Linked DNA regions of Homo sapiens: region 1 is linked to region 2. The links are chromatin contacts, found by Hi-C or POLR2A ChIA-PET in ENCODE. All regions are on one chromosome and are shown on one strand. Each heading gives the region's core, a stretch centred on a gene start or an enhancer-like site at or near the end of the contact. The rest is flanking DNA. Distances are from core to core; before and after follow the strand shown. Region 1 holds the start of GIMAP2 (GTPase, IMAP family member 2). Region 2 has its middle 31 kb from the start of GIMAP8.

Region 1 (2,795 bases), core at 258-2,757, 200 kb after region 2:
GAAATTAGCTTATGCTGAAGAGAGATGCCCTATGTAAGTCAAGTGTCTTTTCCAGAGGAAGTTTGCATCCGATGGGGATTATAAAGTTCTGCTCACTCTCCTTCATTCTGAAAGTCCAACCAAACTTTAGAACTCCCTGTAGAGTCTATATTTGTTGTGACTACATCTCAGTCTCACTTCTCCCTGCCTAATCCTGGGTTCTTCCCTTCTCCCTCTAGCACATTTCCTGAGAAGATTCCCTAATAAACTTCCTTCATCCATTTTATCTTCATCTCAACAGTCTGTATTCCTAGGAACCCAAACCTTTGCACATGTACATGTACATATCACTTATGTTAGGAAACGCAGTGATGTAATTTGCAATATTAGTAGGTCAAAAGGAAAAAGACATGGAATTATATCAGTCAACGTCAAAATAAAATTTTCTAAATTTATACCACAGATAAAAGACTTTAATGAAATAGGACTAAGCAAAGTATAGCCACACTGATTTTAAAATAAACTAATTAATTTCCAATAACCAACATCAATATTAATGATAAGATATTAGGTGCCCTACAGGTAAATAAATAATAAAAGCACATTAACTCACTTTTGAAAAGGTAGCAAGCAATTGTAATTATACAAGAGAAAGCAACATAAGATATTTTTGGAAACAAGGAGGGAAAATTATCACTATTTGCAACTGAGTCTATGATAAACCTGGAAACTCCAAGACAATCAAAAGGAAATGTTTTAAATGCTAGGATGTGGAGAAATAAGAACACTTTTACACTGTTGGTGGGACCGTAAACTAGTTCAACCATTGTGGAAGTCAGTGTGGCGATTCCTCAGGCATCTTGAACTAGAAATACCATTTGACCCAGCCAACACTCCAGAGTATTACTATAGACATTTCCTAGACAATTTCTCCCCACAGGGAGGTTCTCTGAAATTACAGAGCTGGACAGGGAAGAAAGGCCCAGAATCCTAGAAGCCATGAATGAGTTATGTAAAAATGTTTTGATGGTTAATGATCCTTACAATCAGACTCAGACAAAAATGTCCCCTCTCAGGTTCCCCTTTCTGTGCCCTTCTTCCCCTGGGCAGTGCCTATCAGAGGCTCCTCTTCTCTCCCAGTGGCATCTGCTTTAGAACAATCCCTGCTGCTGGTGTCAATGAGGTTTAAGCCCTTCTCAGGGGGCCATTTGCATCTAGACAAACTTCTAACTGTTGGGACATATCCCAGCTGGGAAGGACTGAAATCCACCAACTTCCTTGGCATTCATGCCTTTCTTTCCAGTCCAGATGAAATCATTAAAACACTCTTTTTTCACTTTTGAGAAGAAGAGACAGTTGGCCCACATGACAGCAAATAACTACTGATTAACTTTCCATTTAAACTGTTTATTTTGCATAATGGCATGAAAGAGAATTTCAAACACAGGCACGTGGTGGCGTTCATTAGCAGTCAGGAAGCTCAGGAAGATTCAAGAGAGGAAGAAGACCGACTGGAGTCTCGGTTTTACTTTCTTTTTCTCTTGGAGCTGAGCTATAAGACAACAGGACTGAACAGGGAGCCAACTGTTTCTTTGAACAGTAAATCAGGTAAGCCCAGATTTACGAAAAGTTCTGCAGTGTTGATTTCTAGGTCCCAAGCCATGCACAAACATTTTCATTTTTCTTAGAACAAATTTGTCCTATTTTAAGAGAAGCAATTTAGAGTGACTGCCTTTTCCTTAAGTGGAGCCAGTTTACAGGAAACCGATGTAATTTACTTTACACATTACTGGCAAAGAAAGAATTTCCATAGTATAAAGTCAATAAAAAGTGCTAACTGGGAAGAATTTGGGCATTAATCGGTGGCTTTCAGTTTTCTGTGCTTGTACGCTTGGTCTATGCCTGCCAGATTTAAGCAAGAGAAACTAGCTGATGAAAACGTACCGATATTTCTCACTCCATAGTAGTTCCTACATTGCAAGGGCTTCATAACCAGGGGCTGTTGGGGAATGAGAAAAATTCAAGCCATTAATGGATCAAGTGAAGTGTATTTCCAGCTTAAAGGACTGCACGGTTTCCCAGAGTCATAATCTTCATTCACTGAGTCTCTCAGCAAAGACTCAACATGAGGGAGGAGGTTTGGAGAGAGTAGAGGAGGGAAGGAGGCAAGGTGGGAAAAGAAAGAGAGGGAAAGGGAGGACTGAGCCTAAGGTGTAAGGGAAGGCACACCTACAGAGAAAGCTGACAGAAGCGAAGAGTGTGCAGGCAAAACAAAAACAGAAGGGAGCCGGGCTGATCTGTGAGAGGACGGGAGGAAGAAAGCGAGAGAGAGCTGGGCATGAGGCTTACAAATGAAACCCACTTCTCAGCCCCTCAGCAAGTGATTCCAGTTCTCTGTAAAGTAGGAAGTCATTCCTTTCCCACCCACCTTGTCCCTTATGAGTAGACAAATGAAACATGGTTGTTTAGAAATATAAGGATCTTGGCCTAGTGTGATGGCTCACGCTTTTAATTCCAGAACTTTGGGAGGCCGAGGCTGGTGGATCATTTGAGGTCAGGAGTTTGAGACCAGCCTGGCCAACATGGTGAAACCCTGTCTCTACTAAAACTACAAAAATTAGATGGGCATGGTGGTGCACACCCATAATCCCAGCTACTCGGGAGGCTGAGGCAGGAGAATCACTTGAACCCAGGATGTGGAGGTTGCAGTGAGCCGAGATCGCACCACTGCACTCCAGCCTGGGTGACAGAGTGAAACTGTGTCTCAAAAAAAAAAAAAAAAAAAAGAAAGAAAGAAAAAGAAAAGAAAAGAAATA
Region 2 (2,700 bases), core at 198-2,697:
TCTTCTTGAAGTGAAAGCCTTCAAGAGTGGCATCCCTTCCTCACTGCCATAATTGGCGGACATCCTCCATGTCTCACTGAAGACCCTCCTTGAGCTGGAAGTCCAGAACTGATATTCTACTCTCTCAAACATATGTGTCTTACCAAGGCCACTATCATGCTGGCCACCTATTGCTTGTCCTGCCTCTCCAATGTGACATCATTGAGGTAATGTGCTAGTTCTCAACTGGAAACAATTTTGCCCTGTAGAAGACATTTGGCAATTCCTGGAGAAATTTTCTTTTTCTTTTTTTGGAGACGGAGTCTTCCTCAGTCACCCAGGCTGGAGCGCAGTGGTGTGATCTGGGGTCACAGCAAGCTCCGCCTCCCAGGTTCATGCTATTCTCCTGCCTCGGGCTGCCGAGTAGCTGGGACAACAGGCGCCCACCACCACGCCCGGCTAATTTTTTTTAAAAATTACTTTTAGTAGAGATGGGGTTTCACTGTGTTAGCCAGGATGGTCTTGATCTCCTGACCTCGTGATCTGCCCGCCTTGGCCCCTCAAAGTGCTGGGATTACAGGCGTGAGCCACCACACCCAGCCTCCTGGAGAATTTTTTAGTTGCCACAACAGGGAGTGGGTGCTACTGGTATGTGGTAAATAGAATCCAGGGATGCTACTGAACATCCTAAGATGCACACGACAGTCCCCCACAACAGAGTTATCTGGACCAAAATGTCAATAGTCCCAAGGCTGAGAGACCCTGATACAGTGGACCAATGTGATAGACTGCAGGATGTACAGATGATCCAGACCTCTTTTGGTTAGAGAGTGGGAGAGGTAACTTCTAAGGAAATGTTTTTTGCCTATTTACAGTGCCTCTGTTTTGCTGATGCACTAAGAACATGCTTATTTTTCACAAAGGGTCATCCAGCACCCCCAGCCTCCTCTCCTTCCTCAGAGCAATCCTTTTCACTTCATTTCTCTCTTTTCCTGCACTGAGCAAGATTTACTGAAGAACAAGGCTTTTGTGATGAACTTAGCATAAAGAGTAAAAAAAAAAAAAATAGTTTCGTGATTCCATGACGACAGAAAGTCCCATAAAATTTGGCTAAATTTCTGCAAGGGAGTCAGCTAAGTTGCTGACATGATCTGTGAAGCCTGCCAGCAAGCTCACTTCCCTAGAAGAATCCCCAGGCCACTTGGCTATGAGCCTCTTCTCCTCCTCCCTCAAATGAAGCATCCACCTTTTCAGTAAAAACCCTCTCCTTCCTAGCTCATCCTTACATTAGCTTGTTCCATGGGCCCACTGGTCCAGCCTCTACCACTAGCACACTATCATCCTCCCTAGCAGATGAAGGCATCGGCAGGCCCACCTCCCGTTCTCCCATGAGAGGCAGCTTGATGTTCATGAGAAACCTCCGTGGCCTTCACTCTTGCACCTCTGTATTTCTGTGAATACACACAGGATGTGCTCAACAGACTGGTGTAAAATCTAGTTGTGAACAGCATGATCAGCATGATACATTTTCCTCTTCAGCTACAAACTTCCTGTTTATTGCTCTTCACTTCACATCGTCCTCATGTATGTTGGTGGGTGGTAGTGTGGCGGGCTTGCGTTTCCTGACCCACAGATTATAGGGCAGCGTGTAGGCTAGACTAAAAGGGGTCAAGCCAGGGCCAAGGTGTCATGCCTAAAAGACCCTCTGGGAATATACTTGTAATTTGTCCTTCAAAAATCATCAGTAACCTGAAGTTTAAAATGACATCATGTCGACAATAATTATGAATGTTTTCCTAGCTTGCAACCCACCTGCTCTTGCAGCACTATGGGCTGCCAGCAAGTTCCTGTTTCCCTCAATTTATTTCTGAGGTTTCCCAATGGATGAGTTACATTAGCTACCGAAAATTTCTGTCACTTGTCACGTGGTGTTTATCTTGGTTTTACTTTTGTCCTGATCCAAATCCTTCTCCACTGGGTGCTGCTTACTAGGCACTGTTAACTACAAAGCATGCCTTTCAATCCTGTTGGCCACCACAGCTTCAAGTCAACACTGCAAGGCCTACTGGGTATTGGAGCATGCGCTAAACACCTTTGGTCTTTCTTCTATTTGTGTTTTCACTGGGTAATGAGGTTCTCACGGGCACCACTTTTGGCTCCACTGGCTGTTCATCCCTTCCTTCCTGGGTTTCCTATTTTGCAAATGGTGCCATAATCTGTCTAGTTGTCCATGACAGAAGCCTTGACTCTTTCTTCCAACAAATAACAAAAGAGTTGTGTATTATAAAGGCTTCATGTCTCTCTGGAGCATCCACTTTTTTTTTTCCTTATCTCTACTCGAGTTATGGTCACCATCGTTTCTGGACTGGATTGTTGCAACTGTTTCTTTGGATTGAACCTGTTTCGAGGCTTGCTTCTCTCAAATTACCTTTCACACTGCAACCATAATGCTATATATTTATAAGACAAATATAATTGTGAGATGATGTCAGTGGGAATAGCAGAATAATGTCCTCCAAAAATCTCCACAAAGATAGAGAACACTGTCAAAAAATAGTCAGAATCAACTCTTTTTTTTTTTTTTTTTTTCAGAACTCTGGGTATCAACCCAACGCTTGAAGCAATATTGAGAGTGTTCATTCAAGAAAAATAGTAAGAATAGTGAGTTCTGTCATGTTTCAACTTGCCCCTTTCTCATTACCCCCAACTCTGTGGTAACCT

What was found. Hi-C counts contacts between places; a loop is a spot of excess contacts on that map. ChIA-PET counts read pairs that join two places held with the same protein, here RNA polymerase II (POLR2A). Pooled maps may share reads with other maps.
Region 1: a loop to region 2 is called in a pooled map, with 2.3 times the contacts of the local background. The contact joins the promoter of GIMAP2 here to the enhancer-like site in region 2. A Hi-C loop is called at or near these places in 5 of 50 pooled maps. POLR2A ChIA-PET finds 5 or more read pairs at or near these places in 8 of 52 experiments (CD4-positive, alpha-beta T cell, CD4-positive, alpha-beta memory T cell, CD8-positive, alpha-beta T cell and 5 more).

What each region holds. Positions count from the first base shown.
Region 1 is chr7:150,684,199-150,686,993 of GRCh38, forward strand. GIMAP2 (GTPase, IMAP family member 2) reads left to right here and starts at 1,508. Exons shown (of 3, transcript NM_015660.3): 1 at 1,508-1,587. LOC124901774 (a long non-coding RNA gene) reads right to left here. Exons shown (of 4, transcript XR_007060589.1): 2 at 1,924-1,978. RefSeq lists an enhancer at 1,383-1,582.
Region 2 is chr7:150,480,249-150,482,948 of GRCh38, forward strand. No RefSeq gene overlaps it. Among named protein-coding and RNA genes, the nearest start is that of GIMAP8, 31 kb to the left of the region's middle. Within about 2 kb of position 1,448, at least 5 of the 41 ENCODE cell types and tissues checked have a DNase peak (open chromatin) inside an H3K27ac peak, as active enhancers do; they include CD4-positive, alpha-beta T cell and CD8-positive, alpha-beta T cell, where a contact is called at or near this core.